2 separate regions of the Homo sapiens genome follow, and region 2 is linked to region 1. A link is an interaction called in ENCODE POLR2A ChIA-PET data of the cell type or tissue named here. Cell type or tissue: Caco-2. All regions are shown on one strand. Links, peaks and the distances in the headings refer to the core of each region. The heading gives the core; the rest is flanking DNA.

Evidence for each region. Peaks named below come from ENCODE experiments on the same cell type or tissue, not always from the same donor. Only the 100,000 strongest peaks of a DNase experiment are listed, where the experiment ranks them.
Region 2: POLR2A ChIA-PET joins it to region 1 with 6 read pairs; 2 of 35 experiments call an interaction of 5 or more read pairs at or near these places.

The regions. Positions count from the first base shown.
Region 1 is chr1:85,314,918-85,325,581 of GRCh38, forward strand. DDAH1 (dimethylarginine dimethylaminohydrolase 1) reads right to left here. Exons shown (of 6, transcript NM_012137.4): 5 at 9,823-9,966; 6 at 3,568-6,651. The coding sequence ends at 6,535. Among named protein-coding and RNA genes, the nearest start is that of BCL10, 44 kb to the left of the region's middle. RefSeq lists an enhancer at 9,893-10,414. In Caco-2, for the core only: no CTCF peak of the experiment used is centred there; a DNase peak (open chromatin) is centred at 5,839.
Region 2 is chr1:85,872,072-85,882,735 of GRCh38, forward strand. COL24A1 (collagen type XXIV alpha 1 chain) reads right to left here. Exons shown (of 60, transcript NM_152890.7): 33 at 5,051-5,104; 34 at 3,206-3,259; 35 at 2,578-2,631. Among named protein-coding and RNA genes, the nearest start is that of ZNHIT6, 170 kb to the left of the region's middle. In Caco-2, for the core only: no CTCF peak of the experiment used is centred there; no DNase peak of the experiment used is centred there.

The DNA of each region.
Region 1 (10,664 bases), core at 1,661-9,660:
ATTAACTCTAGGGGACCTCATACCCTCATCTGGGTCCCCTGTAAACAAAATGATGACTTTGCTCACATCCTTCCCTGGAATTTTAAGCCTCTGTGGCCCTGTGAATCAGTATTTATTCCACTAGCTCCTTTTACACAGCTAGACTGTTGCTTGAAATCAGAACTTGTTTGGTTCCTGAGCTTTTCCTCCATCAATGTGAAATATGCAGTCTTTGTACCCTGGTGGGATAGAGGCACATTCAACCTATAGCATATAGGGTCCTAGTTTAATTTTGAATGGTCATCCTCTGAGTTCTTACCTCAAAGCCTTAGCTAATAAATAAGCTTTCTTGTCCATGAGCAGGAATTTAAAGTTCCTGCTTTTAAAGTGCTTTTAAAGTGAGAAATGGGGAGATGCCAAAGGGCAGAAAGTTTCAGTTTTCAAGATAGAAAAATGCTGGAGATCAAATGTATTGCAATGTGATTATAGTTAACAATATTCTATTACATACTTGAAATTTGCTAAAAGGAAAGATTTTAAATATTTATCACCAAAAAAAAAGAAAAAAAAAGAAAGTGATAACTCTGTTAGGTGAAGGCTATGTTAATTGACTTGACTGTGATTATTTCACAATGTCTTTCTAAGCATCAAGTTGTACACCTTAAATATATACCATTTTTATTTGTCAATTAGACTTCAATAAAGTTGGGGCAGCAAGCTACCTCCTTAGGCCTGTGTTAATTCACTCAAGCTCTTTCTCAGTATTCATAGCCAAAATGACTAAACTTTCCATTTATAAATAGAGGGGGCCTCCCAAGACCTAGAGACCCATCATTGCTTTTAGGCATTCATGTCACACGCCAGCTCAGGCAATATTTTACCAAGTTCATACTTGTTTGAATCTTTTATTTATTTATAGTGACAGTAATATATTTGGCACTTACCCGTCCTCCTAAAAGCCTGATAACCCCAGTTATCTTGTGCTATAAGTGGCCTAGCTTTCACTAACTTAGAAATGAGGGTTTGGAGGGGGAAGGGAGACAGGGAACATTCCGATTAGCCAACAGTTTCCTAATGCAAGTATGTCTGTGGCACAGCCATGTCAGCTACCAGGGAAACCTGTGAATTCACCACGGAAGCCGTCAGGCCAGCTTAGAGGCATCCGTGATGAAAATCCCGAGTTATTTCTGGAGTAGGTGATTGACGTTTCAAATAGAAGATGACATTTTAATGGGATCTAAGCTTGCTGTGATCGGAGTTAATAAGTATAATGATGATGATAATGATATTTACATTATCTCTTTCATCCAAAGAACCCTTCAGTTCTTTTATCGCATTTGCCTTGAAAATGTCCCTTCGGAGTTGGGAGGGGAAGGTGTTATTAATCTGTTCTTCAGGAAAGAAAATATAAAGAGACTTAATTGCCAGGCTTTCAGGCTCCATTTTGGTGGTAAGAAGAGATATTTAAATAACAAATTAAACTTGGAGAAATTAAGCTTGGCGAAACACCAGTCTTTCTCAGTTCCCAGTCATCCTATATAATGCTGCCAGATCAAGCTCCAATAATATCACTTCTTGACTGAAAAGTCTTCAGGGGATCCTGGCAGACTGCCAATTTCAGTCCAAATATCCTAACTCAGCAGGCAAGGCCCTCAATGTTCCAACCAATGTTGTCTCACCATGCTCTTACACTTACCCTGTGTTTCAGCCAAATAAATCCGCTTGCTTGACCCTATGGTCTGCTCTAAGCACCCCATTCTCCTTTAATAATGTTCATTCCCCTTGCCCTAACTTGTTCAATGTCAGTCTTCCCTGTTGCATGTACATTCCAGGAGGGTAGGGACTGTCACCACTGTATCCTCAGGGCCTAGCAAAGTTAACTGGCATGTAACAGGGGCTCAAATACTTGCTTCTGAAGTGAACACGATGCTCTCCCACCTCCATGCCTTTGCTTCTGCGGCTCCCTCAGCCTAGACAACCTGTAGTCCCATCTCAACCTATTGAAGCCAGAGCTGTCCTTCCAAGCCCAGATTAAACCCCAATTCCTATGTCTGGTCTCCCTGACTTGGGAACAGACACGGCATTGTTCTTTTGTAGTTCGTACATTCTGCTGTATCATAATCATTTGTGTAATTGTGTAGTCGTCCTTCCCTGCCTCTCCCAAACCATCAGTTCTGGAAAGATCGGAGCTGTACTCCAGAGCCTGGCAGAGTACGGGCACTTGTTAAACACGTGCTCACTCGTCTAAAATCGTTGATGACCAGCATTCTTCAGTGAGCAGAATTCCCACTTCCAGAATCTATAGCTTGCTACGGAGGGTATTTTTCTGTTTCCTCTCCCCTTATTCTTTCAGAGGTGGGGAGGAAGGTCAGTCAGGGAACCCCTGCCAACTCTTCCTTTAAGAAGTATCTCCCTTTCTCCTCTGGAGGAGCAGTATATCTGGCACTGAGGTGGAGGGCTCCATTTCCGACTGGGACCCACAGTAGGTTTGCAAGGTGGCATTTGGCATTTTTTAGCATCATTGCCAGTGACAATCTAAATAATGCAGAGATAATCAATGCAACACCAACTGAGAAGGTGTGATTAAATCAATGACATCCCCAAGGAATTTTAGAACTGGTCTTTGCATCTGATGAGCATTCACACAGCTCATTCAGTTATGATAAAAATATGCCACATGAACTAGCTCTGGGGCTGGGTGAAAGCTTAGAAGCGGTGCATTTTTGATAGACTGAAGACCCCTGGCTAATAGCAATGTGGGCATATTGACTATCTGTGACATAACACTATGTATAATTTAGAACGAGCTGCTTGAATAACCGTGTTGTAGAATATTCAGGGCTGTTAAAACTGATGATGTAGATCTACATTTGTTGAGATGGAAAGCGGCCAACAATATTGCTAAGTCGAAGGAAGCAGACTACAGAACAGCATGATTATGTAAAATTATTGCATATTTATACTGCTATCTATTTACAGATCTGTGATTATTCTCTGAAATGTTAATAATAGTTATCTCTGGGTGATAAAATTGTGGGGTAGTTTTTAAATTTACTTAGTTTTTTGTGTTGCTTGGATTTTAACAGTAAGCAGTTATTTTTACAATCATTGAAAGAAAACAATACAGATTGAAAAAACTTGTTGAAAAAAGCCTCATTTAAAAAAACCTTCAAATTTGCTAAAAGATGCTTACTATATAACAAAAACAAACTCTTGTATGAATGAGCAAATAAAAAAATCATTTACCTGCCTCCATAACTGAACCACATAACTGACTATGTGCTGAATATGGTTAACAGTGAAAGGGATGAAGGGACGCCGTTTTGAGGAGAGGCACAGGGGAACTCAAGCTCTCCTGACCTGGTGTACATACTATGCACACTTTTTAAGTGCCTGAAGTATGAAGTATCACTTCAAATATTATTTTAACCCAAGCTTTGATGGCAATTGATTTACAGGTATGGTATTTTTCTAAGTTCATAGCCTAAGGGACAAGAGAGAAAATATCCCATGACTGACAGCAAAGAAATGATGACTTCATTCCCCATGGCAGTTTCTGTTGCAAAGAAAAGAGACATACACTGTTGATCACAGTACAACTCAACACTTTATTCCATTGTGATTGGTATACATGTAAGATTGAGACATCAAGAGACTAAAAATCAGTGCAGAACTTCTCTGAACTAAAGGGCCGTGAAAGGCATGATTGGTTTTGGCACACAGAGTGGATAACCATACATTGGCTGGAATGAGGTGGTCAGGAAAATAAAATGCACAAATCTAACACCATGTTGAAATCATGTCTGAGTTCTGGAGAAAGTTAAAGTGTAAATAATTACAAAGACTGACATGCAACTCTTTACCTTACATTATTCATCTACAGACTATTTTTCTCCCTTAGAGATGAGGAGATGGCCTTAGTAATCTGTTCAGAGTAGCTGAAAAGACCAATCAATACACATTAGAAAGATCTGCCTGATTTCTATAGCAATTCATTATAGCTGAAGAAATAATGCTAAATAATGTATTTTCTCTATATCATCCTTTAACTAAATTGAATCACATCACCCAAGTAATTCTGACTTAACTTTTACTTAGTTAAATATAATTTCTCCTGTCTTTTAATGTCAAAAAGCAGTTTCCGTTAGTTTATCCATTGGTGTATATCACAACAGATGAGGAAAACTTATGTGATAGTATCTTTCCTTTTCAAAAATAACATTATGCTAATGAGAACATCAAAGAAGTAATACTATGCTGCAAGTAATTTAGGTTTTCACATCATCAATCATATAGGGAGTCCAAAGAAGCCAGCCTAGCAGGTAACATAGCAGAGCAGAATGCAATGTAGAAGAGGCACACAGAGTCTAAGTGATTTCTCCAGACAAAAGAGAAGGAAAGACAGAAAGAAGCAAAAGAAAGGAAAAGTGAAAAACAGCCTTCTGCAGAACAAATTGTTACAAAGAAAAATCTATTTGCTTGCAATTGATTAAACATAATAGAGAAGAGTTCTTTGATTTGGGATGATAGAAGTAAAGATATTAAAAATTATATGCTGGTAAGCCTAAACTGGCAGATTGGGCCATTTTTCCTGTGGTTGTATTTGAGATGTTGAGCTCTCACAGGGAGAATTTTTGCTTTTGCCAAGGAAGGGCCAGATTTAACCCAAAAGGACAACCTTGAGAACATTTTTTCTTTGTTAACTTGGGCATGTGGCTAACATTCGTTCTCTCTCTGGTAAAAAGATATTATTCATCTCTGATGAGATGGTTCAAAATATGACAGTGACCAAGACGTGGTTTATTCACAGGATGCACATAATTGGATATCTGCATATGGCATGAATTAAAAAGTTAAGCAACAAGGAAGAGAAGGAGGAGAAAAAAACTTTTGCAAATTTCTGACATAAAATAATCAAATAAAAGGGAAAGATAGTGGTTAAGGATGTTTTCATTTTCTCAGAGGTTTCTCCTTCCATCTGCTACGGGGGAAATGAAATGAATGAAAGTAATTCTCTTTAGGTCACCAACATAAGGAATAATTTGACTGCAAACATAGAAGTGAGCAGAGCAAGATTTGAAGTGATACTTCTTAATCTCTTTGATTCTTAATCTTAAACAACAAGCCACAGGCAATACAGGAAAGGTGGAGATGACTAGGAAGTGTGATAATGTGCCTGGATCAGTTACCATTCATTGGAAAGTACCGTTTCCCCTGCCTGTTAATAGGCTGATTCCTGCAGGTTTGAGTAAAGGAATCATCTCTTCCTTCAGTGCCGCATTGTTCTTTGTAAGAGATCCGTGTCAGTTCAAAGTTGTGTAATTTAAAGGCTAGAGAAGAAAGAAGTTTAAATTGGATCCCACAGTAAATATTCACGGATATTTCAAAGTAGAATTGTCCACTGTCTGGGGTTGGGTTCAAGCATCAAGGTGATCGCTTCCTGAACATGTTCATTGACCATGAGGAGCTGTTTACTCTGGCTCATATTAGACTACCAGTAATTATTTTCAGACATGATGTCTCTTTTGAAAGAAATGACTTTGCTGGACTAGGATAACTGCAGGGGTAGAAGACTGGAAATACGGTGAGTCAGGGTAGGTGGAAACAGAAATGAGTAGAAGGAAAAAAAAAAAAGAGTTCCTCCAAGGTCATATATGGTCAGTAATGAAGCAAAAATTCATGGTATGTGACTTAAAGACTTTCTAAGACATTGTACCCATGGGATGTTTCCAAGCTTCTTGATCTTTAATCTTTTAGCAACCTTCTGATACTGGATTTACCTTCCTAGGTGTGGTGCCCTCCTTCTGGAATTTAGATCTCTGGGGCAAACCCTGTCAGGATGTGCCTCTGTGTAGTTAACACTGCCCCAGACAGCAGCTCTGATTTCAGTCACAGTTCTGCTGAGAAGCCTGTCTGCCCCTGGCAGGGGTGAGGGGAGGGTTGTTGGTGGCAGATGTAGTCAGAGGCAGAGGAGACCAATGGCAGACAGGGTGGACCTGCAGGAAGGTAGCCAGAAGGAAAGACCTTGGGTTTTACCCAAGGTCAAGGTGGCTGTGATAGAAGAGCGAAAGGCAAAAGTAACTAACTGAATTTCAGAATTCAGAAGTAAAAGAGAAAGGAGGAGGATCCCTGGACCAGGGACTTTCACAGGAACCAAACATGATTCATGAAAAAAAAAAAAAAAAAAAGCAAGCTTATCTGACTGATCAAGAAGACATTCTTCAGAATATACTGGCAACTAAATAATTTTCACACCAAAAATACAGACACTAAATGAGTGTTTCCTTACTGGGATTAATCACATTTTGATAATTCATTAGCTCTGTATCTTCTAGGTTGCTTAATTCATTTAGCAAATCCACAGCTTAGGTACCACCTCGAGGGGAGGGAGGGTGGGGGTGTTGAATGAAGCAATTCAACTTAGAATCAAATTTTGTAAACAAGAGTTAGTAGCACAGTGGCACAGTAGATTGTCAAGGAAAACAACAGGAGTGGGCACAGAGTCATCGGCCTTGCCTGTGCGGTCTTGCCGGCTACCGGGGGGGACTCTGCAGCTCAGGAGTCTACTTTCTTGTTAATTAAAACTGAGCAGCAGGTGAGCAGCCCATCCACCTTTTCCAGTTCAGACATGCTCACGGGGATCAGCATATGGTCCTTCAGTTTCTCATAAACCTACAGTGGGAATCAAGGAAAAGGAAGAAAAGAAGGATTATGTTTTACCATCCTCAGAAGTGGAGAATCAATTTGATTTGTACATCTAGGCTTTTCATTCATTTAATCCCAAGACACACAGGCAGTCTCAACCACACACATGCCCACAGTCATCCCTATAGAGCTGGTGGGAACTGGTTAACCACTAGCCCTGTGCTTTAACCTCAAGGCCAAAGATGTGTCAGAAATGTGGTTTTGCTAGAGATGCCTTTACTCTGCCATTGTCATTGCTAGATTAAGTGGTACATGGAAGTTGGTGACCATGTGTCAGTCTGAATATTACTTTCTCTTCACACTTTATTTTTATTTATTTATATATTTTTGGAGACAGGGTCTTGCTCTGTCGTCCAGGTTGGTGTACAGTGGCGCGACCATGGCTCACTGCAGCCTCAACTTCCCAGGCTCAAGTGATCCTCCCACCTCAGCCTCCTAAGTACCTGGGACAAACAACAGATACACACCACTATCCCTGGCTAATTTTTATTTTTTATTTTCTGTGGAGACAGGGTCTCACTATTTTGCCAGGGCTGGTCTTGGGTTCCTGGGCTCAAGTGATCATCCTGCCTTGGCCTTCCAAAGTGCTGGTATTAAACAGGCATAAGCCACCACACTAGGCCTTCTCTTCACAGTTTAAAACCCTCTCAACTATACTTTAGGTTTATTTTCTTACCAACACTGCTGGAAAAATTTGACAAGATATAACTTAAGTATTTCAGGTTAAACTGCTTTTAAATTACAGGTATGAATTTTATTAGCATCTTTTGACACTAATAGAAAGCATATGTCAAAACTTCAATTAACAGTTCATAGATTGTTCTGTGATGATCAAACAAAGCATATTTTTAAAAACAGAATCACTTGAAAGTGTACTGCCTAATAACAATCTCCTGTGCTTCTTTAGGAAGCACTGCGTTTCTTAAAATTCAGCACAGTGGTTAATTAAGAGTGTTGGAGCCAGAGTAGGGTCCCAAACCCAGTTCTGTCAACCTACTACTTAAAGAATTATTTCAGTGAAGTGACATTCCCTCTGAGCCTCGGTTTACTTCTCTGTAATATTGGAATAGTAATGTTGCCCCCATAGGGCTGTTACAAGGACTGAATAAGATAATACACCTGGGATGCCTGGCACCCTGCCTGGCACCGGGGAAGCCCTCAGTAAACAGGGATATTATTAATACTATTGTTATTTTTGAGAGACAAACGGCTGAATCAGGGGGGCAGTGAATAATCATCTGGTAGGTCAGATGATCAATGTGGCTAAAGAGGGATGAATGATTCAGACCTGTATTTCTCAAAGTGAGTTCTGTGACTGGGTGCTTGTTGATATTGCAGATTCTAGGGTGGGGGTCCAGGAACTTGCATTTTTAGCAACCCTGATGTGCATTAAAGTATGAGATCCATTACTCATCTAAGAGCTGGGTAAGCCCCAGTTCTGGGTCAGGAGTACTCTATTTTCCTCAGGTTCACACTTTCAGCCATGGAAATAGAAAAAATTATCTATGTATTCCCTCACCTTTTTCTTTTTATCTGCTCAGAAAGAGGCTGTGATTAGAGAGTGAACCTAGTAATTATATCATATTGCATATTTAAAAGGTAGTATAAAATATTTTCTAATATTTGCGAAGCTTAAGACAAAAAAAAAAGATCAATGATTACTAAAGGCTCTTCTGTAATGCATAGTATAAATATCTTGTTCCTCCGGGCAGAGATGAGATGCTGAGTGCCTAGAAGATATGGACACTTGAAGAATCTATGGACGAGCACTGTTATGTTTGCTTGGTAGGGTAAAATCGAAATTACTAAAGTATATAGATGAGACTGGCAGAGTATGCTGAAAAACAAGGGAGATTTTCTTAGACCAGGAAAAGCATTCCAGATCCAGAGAGAGCTCCCTTATTGGAACACAAACACAGAGACTCCTGGAGCGACCAGTTGGCTGATTTCGAGTGTACCATATTACTACCTGCTCTATCTTTTCAATGAAGAGCTTTTTGCTACCTAGCACGGGCAGTTTCTTCTTTCTGCAGCCCTGACAATGAACACCCACCACTCTGGGTCATTCATACTCCTCTACCTAAAGAAACAAATGGCCAGGTGTGGTGGCTCATGCCTGTGCACTTTGGGAGGCTGAAGTGGGAGGATCCTTTAAGCCCAGGAGTTTGAGACTAGCTTGGGCAACATAAGGAGACCCCGTCTCTACAAAAAATAAAAAATTAGCCAGGTATAATGGTGCATGCTTGTAGTCCCAGCTACTCGGGAGGCTGAGGTAGGAGGATTGCTCAGCCCAGGAATTTGAGGCTGCAGTGAGACATGATTATGCCACTGCACTCCAGACTTGGCAACAGAGCAAGATCCTGTCTCAAAAAAAAAAAAAAAAAAGGACTGGGCATGGTGGCTCATGCCTGTCATTCCAGCACTTTAGGAGGCCCAGGCGGGCAGACTGCTTGAGCTCACGAATTTGATACCGGCCTGGGCAATATAATGAAACCCCATCTCTATTAAAAATACAAAAATTAGCCAGGTTGTGGTGGTATATGCATGTAGTCCCAGCTACTCAGGAGGCTGAGGTGGGAGGATCTCTTGAGCCCGGGAGGTGGGGTTGCAGTGAGCCAAGATCGTGCCGCAGCACTCCAGCCTGGGTAACAGAGTGAGACCCTGTCTCAAAAATAATAATAATAATAATAATAATAATAAATAAAAAAATAAAAAGAAATAAAAAGAAAAGCTGCCCTTTTCTGAGGGACAGCTCAGATCTGTCAGAAAACAGCGATACCGTTGACCATCTAATTGTAGGTCTTTATGCTTAATGAGTATCTGAGGGTGGGAAAGTACATTTAATCAGAGCTGGGGCATAGACTTGGGTGACTACTTATTTGAAAATCTGAGTATTTATTTGAAAAGCCTTGAATACCCGGCATGATCATCTCAATTACTATGCATGCATTAGTGAGCAATGACATGAATGAGAAAAGTGAAACACATTTTCCTTGTGCCCTAAATTGTATTATCCTTTCTTTTCTTAATTGTTTGATATGTATACAGGAAAAGGAGGCTCCTATTGGTCACTCCTTTATGAAAAAATCCCCAGGGAGGCTGACCCAGCTGCAGTGGTCAGAAGGGATATTTTTTTACCTTTGCACTTTCTGGATACTCTTCCGGGGTTCGGTGCAGCAAGACGTGCCCTTTGTTGGGGATATTTAGATATATACAGTTTGCTGCTATGTCATCAGGCACAGTGAGTTTGTCGTAGCGGTGGTCACTCATCTGTTGCATGATCTATAAAGAGAAACAAAGCAGGCCTAAGAAGAGTAACTCCCCACACTTTCAAACAGAAGGAAGGCAGTGTGGTAGGATACAAGCTTGGAACTGACACTTTAGGCTGTTCCTCTGTTCAAATTCCCATCTATTACCTCCAGTCACTTAGAACCAGAAAAGGAAAACTTGATTAAGCTATGAGTCTTTGGAAGAATTGCAAGGGTTTTTGTTGCTCTTTAAAAGTATGTGTTTGTCTCTCTTTTCTTTTAAGGTTTTAAAACCGTCTATTATTTTTCTAGTCTTTGTTCGTAAGACTTATCAGTAAGATGCAAAATGGCCACATGTAAGGCCCAGCAGGGGTTTTGATATCTTTGGCTGAGTAAGCAGGGCTGCCTCCTCTATAGGAAAGAAGGGCCATACCAGTAATCAGAATAGTCAATAATGTGAATCTGATTAATCAGTAACACCACACGTGTGTGCATGCACGTGCGTGCGCGCGCGCGCGCACACACACACGCTTTGCTCTTCCACATACTTTTAAACTGAATTCACCTGTTCATTGGCAGGTGATGGCCTTAATACAATGAGCATAAAAGCCACCTGGGGAGAATAAGAAAATCATATTCCCAGGCCTCACCCTTAGGGAAAGCTGGTTTGGCAGATTTTGGGTGAGGCATAGGAATTTTGCATTTTGAAGCCCTACAGATAATTTTGAGGCA
Region 2 (10,664 bases), core at 869-8,868, 560 kb after region 1:
CATGAGTGAACTCCCATTCACAATTGCTTCAAAGAGAATAAAATACCTAGGAATCCAGCTTACAAGGGATGTGAAGGACCTCTTCAAGGAGAACTACAAACCACTGCTCAACGAAATAAAAGAGGACACAAACAAATGGAAGAACATTCCATGCTCATGGATAGGAAGAATCAATATTGTCAAAATGGCCATATTGCCCAAGGTAGTTTATAGATTCAATACCATCCCCATCAAGCTACCAATGACTTTCTTCACAGAATTGGAAAAAACTACTTTAAAGTTCATATGGAAACAAAAAAGAGCCTGCATTACCAAGACAATCCTAAGCCAAAAGAACAAAGCTGGAGGCATCACACTACCTGACTTCAAACTATACCAGAAGGCTACTGTAACCAAAACAGCTGGTACCAAAACAGAGATATATACCAATGGAACAGAACAGAGCCCTCAGAAATAACACCACATCTCTACAACCATCTGATCTTTGACAAACCTGACAAAAACAAGAAATAGGGAAAGGATTCCCTATTTAGTAAATGGTGTTAAGAAAACTGGCTAGCCATATGTAGAAAGCTGAAAACGGATCCCTTTCTTACACCTTATACAAAAATTAATTCAAGATGGATTAAAGACTTAAATGTTACACTTAAAACCATAAAAACCCTAGAAGAAAACCTAGGCATTACCATTCAGGACATAGGCATGGGCAAGGACTTCATGTCTAAAACACAAAAAGCAATGGCAACAAAAGCCAAAATTGACAAATGGGATCTAATTAAACTAAAGAGCTTCTGCACAGAAAAAGAAACTACCATCAGAGTGAACAGGCAACCTACAGAATGGGAGAAAATTTTTGCAATCTACCCATCTTTCAAAGGGCTAATATCCAGAATCTACAAAGAACTCAAACAAACTTACAAGAAAAAAACAAGCCCATCAACAAGTGGGTGAAGGATATGAACAGACACTTCTCAAAAGAAGACATTTATGCAGCCAACAGACACATGAAAAAATGCTCATCATCACTGGCCATCAGAGAAATGCAAATCAAAACCACAATGAGATACCATCTCACACCAGTTAGAATGGCGATCATTAAAAAGTCAGGAAACAACAAATGCTGGAGAGGAGGATGTGTAGAAATAGGAACACTTTTACACTGTTGGTGGGACTGTAAACTAGTTCAACCATTGTGGAAGACAGTGTGGCGATTCCTCAAGGATCTAGAATTAGAAATACCATTTGACCCAGCAATCCCATTACTGGGTGTATACCCAAAGGATTATAAATCATGCTGCTATAAAGACACATGCACATGTATGTTTATTGTGGCACTATTCACTATAGCAAAGACTTGGAACCAACCCAAATGTCCATCAATGATAGACTGGATTAAGAAAATGTGGCACATATACACCATGGAATACTATGCAGCCATAAAAAAGGATGAGTTCATGTTCTTTGTTGGGACATGGATGAAGCTGGAAACCATCATTCTCAGCAAATTATCACAAGGAGAAAATACCAAACACTGCATGTTCTCACTTATAGGTGGGAAATAAACAATGAGAACACTTGGACACAGGAAGGGGAACATCACACACTGTCGTGGGGTAGGGGAGGGGGAAGGGATAGCATTAGGAGATATATCTAATGTAAATGAGAAGTTAATGGGTGCAGCACACCAACATGGCACATGTATACATATGTAACAAACCTGCACGTTGTGCACATGTACCCTAGAACTTAAAATACATAAAAAAAAAAGACTAAGGCTCCGGTACATTAATTAGTTGTCTTTTAGATATGGAACTTGCAGAAATGTAGAGCCATACTTTATGAAGCTATTAAAGTAGGACTGGCTCTCTTGATACTAAAATTATTTAAAAGTAAATTAATTAGTGCATATTTATAGTTGCTCCATCTTTCCCATTCACCCCACCCCACCCAAAAAAGAGAAAGTAAAAAGGAAGAAGCCAGATGCAAAATATATCTCCCTACTTTGCCTTTTAGTGAATAAATGTCTGTTAAAATTATCTTGGGCCCTATTATCTTAGGAAAAAACTCCTTACCACAGCTCAAAATAAAGGCTGTCTATATTAGCATAACGTCTCAAAGCTATCTAATTGCAACAATTTACAATTATGTCCTTGCATCTTGTTAACTTTGCATGATCATAGGTTTGGTTTTTTTTTAGAGCAAGTTAAATCTATAAATTAGATTTCAATCTTGTTAGGTCAGGAACTATTCTGAGAGTTGTTCACTGGTATTTGTGAATTTCTTCTTAATGCTAACATTAGTGACAATCACAGTGACTCCACATTTTTGGTAAGGGTTCTGCAAAGTATACCTGATTTTGAGAAAAGGACATATGAGGTTAAGACTGTAAATACTACTAAATTAGAATAGGGACAAGGTTTGGGATGCAGCTTTTGAAAGTATGAAATGAAACCAAACATTTTCTATAATGTATCAGAAAGGTTTATTATCCAATTTTTTGAGTGTTTCGAATAATAAGTTTTGAGCCTCTGAAAGAAGTGGGTTAGTGTATTAAAAGAGTTTCAAGGGGGCACTCACCCGTAAACCTGGTTCCCCAGTTCCTCCAACACTGCCAGCAGTTCCAACATCTCCCTGAAGAAACAAAGGGAAAGATTAAACTCTTTTCTACTAAGACTGCATGGCTAATTATGGAGGGCATGCCATACGGCACAGTTCCCCAACGCCTGGGCCGTAGAGGGTACCTGTCCAAGGCCTGTTAGGAAATGGGCTGCAAAACAGCAGGTGAGCAGCTGGTGAGCCAGCATTACTGTCTGAGCTCCACCTCCTGTCAGATCAGTGGCAGCATTAGATTCTCATAGAAACACGAACCCTATTGTCAACTGTGCATTCGAGGGATCTGGGTTGCTCAGTCCTTATGAGAATCTAATGCTTGATGATCCGAGGTAGGACAGTTTCATCCTGAAACCATCCCCTGCTCTGCTTCCATCTGTGGAAAAACTGTCTTCCATGAAACTTGTCCCTGGTGCCAGCCAAATAGGTTGGGGACTGCTGTCATAAGGAATAGGAGTTCCAAAACATTTCCTGTTTTTATCTGGGGGCTTCCACCTGCTTTCAAGTTAGCAAATATAGGGGATTCAATGGTAGCAAATGTAGGGGGTTCAATGGTGAAAGTTTAGAGATTCTCCTTTATTTTTTAGAAGGTTACCTTTGCACCTGGTTCACCTTGCAGACCAGACTCTCCCTCAGTGCCTGGAGGTCCCTACAAGAGAATAATTTAACACATTACAAAGGCAATAGCAATCTCATGAGAAGATGGTGGTAACACTGAACTCAAGGGTGAGATACCTGTGTCCAAAAGGGCATAATTGCTGTCCCTTTATAAACTTCATAGCATAAGAGCAGATTCTTTCTGACACCCTTTAATTGTTTAAATGTCAAGACAACTTCGTCTAAAATTAGGACTTTTAAGATCCATTTCTTCTAATCCTTTCTCTCATCCTTTAAACCTCATCTAAAGGGATTTGTTCTTCCTTTCCCTTTCTGTAGTGCCTTCAGGAATCTACTTACTTAAAAAATTCACTTTTCCTTATTGGTTTCATAAAAATATCATGCAAATAAGAGATAAATTTATTCACATTATAAAAGACACACACACACACACACACACACACACACACACACACACACACACACACAGAGCTTCTTTTCCAGCCTTCTTTCATGGTGGGTCCATTTTTGTTGGGAAGCTTTCAGTTTTCTTTACTTTGAGAACATAGAAGTTCTTGCAACCTCTGGCTATTTCCAGGCCTAAAGTTCCTACTATTGCTTGATGTTACAACTATTTTTGTCTCCAAGAGATATTTACCTTATTTATAAACATGCTATGTGTGCCCCTCCCTTCCCTTTAGGGAAGAGAAGAGTTTTATTGGGGACACGGGTGAACAGGTCTGCAGAAATTAAATCATGTAAACCATTACTTATCATGTTAAGAAATTGGCATTTTATCCTAAAGGCCATGAGAGCTCTTGAAACATTTAAAGGAAACGAATGATATAAGAATGATAAACCGGCAACAAGTAGAAGATGGAATTATAGGAGTTGGAGGAGACATGGCATGAGAGTGTAGGGGCTATTACACTGGCAATAGGGATAAAAAGGAAAGGGTAGATTTAAGAGAGAATGGGCAGGGGCAGGCCTATTCAAAAGGAAATGGTCACTGATTTGAGAGGATTAGGTAGAAGAAGGAGTCTAGGATGACTCTTAGTTTTGGGTTATTGGGTATAAGGGATATCTTTCATTGAGATGGGAATTAAACAGAGGAAGAACAGTGGGACAGTAATGGATTTGGTTTAGATATTTTGAATTGTAGATGTCTGTGGGATATCTAGGTGGATGTTTAAAAAGATAACAGGAAATCAATAATTGGATCTGAGGAGAGAGGTATAAAATACAGCTACCAAGTTGAGAGCTATCAGAGTAATATTGGTACTTAAAGTCACTGTGATAATATGATCACTAAGCCAAGGAAGTAAAAGGGCAACTTCAGGTCAAGACTGAGAAAGGCTAATGAGAAGGTGAAGTGACAACAGGAGAGAGCAGTTTCACAGCAGCCAAGGAAGGAAAGAATTTGATTTATTTAGTGCTAAAGTTACAAACAATGGAAATAAAATAATTGGATATTTATAACAAATTTGGCTTATAATTCCAAAATATATCCCAAATTGGGTAATGTCTCAGTATTCTTCTATACAGGGCATATAATATCTTAGGATGAAAGGTTATCAAGTCAACTTTAAATCAGTGAAGGGAAAGCTCTATCTACTTTTTGTTCTGTCATTTCAATGAGGTAATTATTAGAGTAGAACTTTATATGTATAAAATTAGACATATAATAATCATCTCTGCTTTTAATGGAATTTTAGTTTTTTTCTGAATATGAAACAATACTATAGAATTATTCCTCATAGTATATATTTAATTATTAATTTTACCTTAGAGTCTTACAAAAAGTAGAATATTTATGAAGAAGAACTAGCCACAAAAAATTTACCTCCATGCCCATTTCTCCAGGAGGTCCAACATCACCTTGCAGTCCTCGCAGTCCCTATATTAAAATAAAATTTAAGATATGAGAATAAAAGTTTACTCTATGTCAGTAAATGTATTCATCTGGATATGGGTTTTATAATATAACACATAACACATGATTATGTAAATACATAATACATTTATCAGCATATTACTTTACTCTGTATAAACAAAATTATATCTTTAATTGATTCATGTATGTGTGTGTGTTTTTGTTTTTGAGACTGAGTTTCACTCTGGTTGCCCAGGCTGAAGTGCAATGGTGCAGTCTCCACTCACTGCAACCTCCGCCTCCCAGGTTCAAGCGATTCTCCTCCCTCTGCCTCCCAAGTAGCTGGGATTACAGGCAATTGCCACCACGCATGGCTAATTTTCATATTTGTAGTAGAGATGGGATTTCACTATGTTGACCAGGCTGGTCATGAACTCCTGACCTCAGGTGATCCACCTGCCTCAGCCTCCCAAAGTGCCGGGATTACAGGCATGAGCCACTGCGCCCAGCTTCATGTGTGTTTTTAAAATAAATTTACTAAGCTATGCTTATATTAAAAAGAAAAGAGTGGCATTCATTCTTTTATTCTTTAATGCACTCATTCATTCAACATTTATTAAGCACCTCATAAGTATCATATATTGTGCTAAGCATTTTGACAAGGTATCTTATCTAATGTATGTGATAGTCATTCATCTACTTAAAATTCCTAGCAAATATGTGACAAACAAATTTGCATCTTAAAGAAGTAAATATATGATCTTTTTTTTTACTGACTGTACAGTTTTACCCCTCAAGAGTGTCATATAGTTGGAATCATACAGCATGTAACCTTTTCATACTGACTTCTTTAACTTAGCAGTATGCATTTAAAGTTCCTTTATACATTTTTGTGGCTTGATAGCTCATTTATTTTTAATGCTGAATAATATTCCATTGTATGGATATACCACAGTTTGTTTATCCATTTATTCATTGGACATTGTTTTAGTTCACTCAGGATTCTATAACAAAATAGTATAAATTAATAGCTTATAAACCACACAAATTTATTTCCCACAGTTCTGGAGGCTGGAAAGTCCAAGATCAAGGTGCTGGCAGATTCAGTGTCTGGTGAAGGCCCACTTGCTGCTTCATAGATGGTGCCTTCTAGTTGTGTCCTCACATGTTAGAAGAAATGAGCTAGCTCTCTCGTGCATCTTTTACAAAGACACTACTCCCAATCATGAGGGCACAGCACCTCAAAGATCCTGCCCTATAATACCATTACCTTGGGAATTGGGATTTCAACATATGAATTTTGGGGAAACACGGTCCAATTATAGCAGACATATTGGTTCATATTGGTTGCTTCAAATTTTTTGCACCTATAAATAAAGCTGCTATAAACATTCTTGTACAGGTTTTTGTGTGGACATAAGTTTTCAACTCATTTGGGTAAACACTAAGGATTGTGATCACTGGATCATATGTTAAGAGTATGCCTAGCTTCTTAAAAAACTGCCATACTGTCTTCCAAATTGGCTGTACCATTTTGCATTCTCACCAGCAATGAATGAGAGCTCCTGTTGCTCCACATCCTTGCCAACCTGTGGCATTATCAAAGTTTTAGATTTCAGCCATTCTAACAGATGTATAGTGGTATGTCATTATTGTTTTAATTTGTAATTTACTAATGACATATGATGTTGAGCATATTTTTACATTCTTCTATGCCATTTCTATATCTTCTTTGGTGTGGTGTCTGTTCAGATTTTTGCCAACATTTTAACTGGTTTTTAAAGAAAATTGTTGAGTTTTAATTTTTTTTTCTATATTTTGGATACAAGTCTTTTATCAGATATATGTTTTGAAAATATTTTCTCCCAGTCTGTGGACTGTCTCTTCATTCTCTTAACAGTGTTTTTTCAAGGCAGATTTAAAAAGATGTTAATGAAGTCCAACTTACCAGTTTTTTCTTTCATGGGTTGTGCTTTTGGTGATATAGCTAAAAACTCATCAACAAACCTCAGGTCACATAGATTTTCTCTATGTTTATATTTTAGGAGTTTTATGGCTTTGTTTTTTACATTTAAGTCTATGATTCATTTTGAGGGTGTGTGTGTGTGTGTGTGTGTGTGTGTGTGTAAGGTGTAAGATCTGCATCTAGATTCACGTTTTGCATGTGGATATCTATTTGTTCCAGCATAATTTGTTGAAAAGACTATCCATTGTATTGCCTTTGCTCCTTTGTCACAGATCACTTGATTTTATTTGTGACTATATGTTGTGTATATTGTGTAGAACAAAGAGTATAACTGTTCTATTTCTGGGCTTACCACTCTGTTCCAATGATCTACAGTCGACACTTAAAACAACATAAGGGTTACAGTGCCAACCTCCTGCAGAGTTAAAAATCTGAGTACAACTTTTGACTCCTCCAAAATGTAACCACTTATAGCCTACTGTTGACTGGATGCCTTACTAATAACATAAGCAGCTGTTTAACACATATTTTATATGTTATATGTATTGTATACTGTATTTTAAAGTAAGCTAGAATAAAGAATACTGTATTCTTAAGTGGAAGTAGAGCATCATCAAGATCTTCATCCTCATTGTCTCCATGCTGAGTAGGCTGAGGAGGTGGAAGAAGGGAAGGGGTTGTTCTCACTGTCTCAGGGGTAGCGGAGGTGAAAGAAAATCCACAAATAAGAGGACCTTTGCAGTTCAAACCCGTGTTGTTCAAGGGTCAATCGTACTTGTCTATTCTTTTGCCAATATCACACTGTCTTGATTACTGTAGTTTTACAGTAAATCTTGAAGTCAGTGTCAGTTCTCCAAGTTTGTTCTTCAATATTGTATTGGCTATTCTGGGTCTTTTGCCTTTCCATAGGAACTTCAGAATCTGTTAATATCTACAATGTAACTTGCTTGGATTTTGATTAGAATTGAATTGACTTGATAGATCCATTTGTGAAGAACTAATATCTCAACAATATTGAGTCTTTCTACCCATAACCATGAAATATCCTTCCATTTATGTAGATCTTTAATTTCTTTGATAAAAGTTTACCTCATATAGATCTTGTATATATTTTGTTAGAGTTACAACTATTTCTTTCTCTCTTTTTTGGTGCTAATGTAAATAGTATTGTGTTTTTCATTTTAAATTCCAATTGCTCATTGCTGTTAATATAGAAAAGCAATTGACTTTTGTATATTAACTTATACCCTGTTATGCTACAATCTCATTATAACTGCTTATTAGTTTCGGGAGTTTAAAAAATCAGTTCTTGAAGATTTTTTACACAGACAGCCATGCCATATACAAAGAAAGACAGTTTTATTTCTTCTTTCCAAATTTGTATACTTTTTCTTTTCTTTTCTTATTGCACTAGCTAGGACTTCCAGAACTATGCTGAATAGGAGTCAAAATTTAACAAAGGAGGAACATGTTTTCCTTATTCCCTTGTTCTTAAAAGAAAAGTATCTAGTTTTCTCACCAGTAAGTATAATGTTGGCTATAAGGTTTTTTAAAAAATATGTTTTTCAAAAAGCTGAGGAAGTGCCCCTTTATTCCAAGTTTGAGAGTTTTTTTTTTATCTTGAATTGTTGTTGGATTTTGTCAAATTATTTTTCTGCATCTTTTCATATTACATTTTCATTTAGCTTATTGAGGTGATGGATTACATTAATTGACATTCTACTGTTAAACCAGCCTTGTATACCTGGAAAAAATTCCACTGGGTTATGATGCATAATTCTGTTTATACATTGTTTGATTCAATTTGCTAATATTTTGTTGAGGATTTTACATCTATGTTCATGAATGATATTGGTCTATAGTTTTCTTGTGATGTGTTTGTCTGGTTTTGTTTTTAAGGTAATGCTCACATAATGGCCTCATGTGTGTGGCCTCACATAATTAGGAAATATTCTATTGTTTCTATTTTCTGGAACAGCTTGTACATAATTGGTATCATATGTTCTTTAAATGTTTAGTTGAATTCACCAATGAGATAACCTGGAACCAGTACTTTCTGTTTTAGAAGGTTATTAGTGATTGATTCTATTTCTTTATCAATACAGGTTGAGGAAGATATTGATGGATATCAAATCAAATCAAATCAAATCAAATCAAACCTATTCAGGTTATCCCTTTCTGTTTATATGAGTTTTGGTAAAATACGTCTTTTAAGGAATTGGTCTATTTCATTTAAGTTATCAAATTTGTGGAAATATTGGGAGGCCGAGGCGGGCCGATCACGAGGTCAGGAGTTTGAGACCAGCCTGACCAACCTGGTGAAACCCCATTTCTACTAAAAATACAAAAAAAAAAAAATTAGCCAGGTGTGGTGGTACGCACCTGTAATCCCAGCTACCCAGGAGGCTGAGGCAGGAGAATCACTTGAACCCAGGAGGTGGAGGTTGCAGTGAGCTGAGATCACGCCACTGCATTCCAGCCTGGGTGACAGAACGAGACTCTGTCTCAAAACAGAAAAAAAAATTTGTGAAAATAGAATTGCTCATAATATCCATTTATTGTCATTTTAATGTTAATGAGATCAGTAGTGATGGCCTCTCTTTCACTTCTGATATTAGTAATTTGTATTTTCTCCTTTTTTTCCCCTTGGTTAGCCTGGCCTGAGGTTGATTAATTTTGGTTGCATTGATGTTCTCTATTGTTTTCCTGTTTTCAATTTCACTGATTTCTGCTGATTTTTATTACTTATTTTCTTCTGCTTACTTTGTATTTAATTTGCTTTTCTTTTATAGTTTCCTAGGATGGAAGCTTAGATTACTAATCTTAAGTATTTCTTCTTTCCTCTTATTCAGTGCTATAAATTTCCCTCTAGGCACTGCATCCCACGAATTTTGACAAACTATATTTTCATTTAGTTCAAAATATTTTTAAATTATTCCTGAAACTCCTTCTTTGACCAATAAGTTATTAAAAGTGTATTATTTAATCTCCAAATGTTTTGGGATTTTCCAGCCATTTTCTGTTACTGTGGTGTGAGAGCAAACATTGTATGATGTCTAGTCTTTTAAATTTGTTGTTGGCCGGGCGCAGTGGCTCACGCTTGTAATCCCAGCACTTTGGGAGGCTGAGGCGGGCGGTTCACGAGGTCAGGAGATCGAGACCACGGTGAAACCCGTCTCTACTAAAAATACAAAAAATTAGCCGGGCATGGTGGCGGGCGCCTGTAGTCCCAGCTACTTGGAGAGGCTGAGGAAGGAGAATGGCGCGAACCCGGGAGGCGGAGCTTGCAGTGAGCCGAGATCGGCCACTGCACTCCAGCCTGGGCGACAGAGCAAGACTCCGTCTCAAAAAACAAAAAACAAAAAACAAAAAACACACGAATAAAAAAATTTGTTAAGGTGTTTTATGGCCCAGAATTTGGTCTATCTTGGTGAGTGTTCCATGTCAGTTTGTGAAGCATGTGCATTCTACTGTTGTTGGATAACATATTTTATAAATGTAAATTAGATCTAGTTGACTTACGGTACTAACTCTCTCTTGACTAATTTTCTGCCTGCTGGGTCTCTCAATTACTGATAGAGGGGTGTTATTGTCTCCAACTATAATAATAGAGTCATC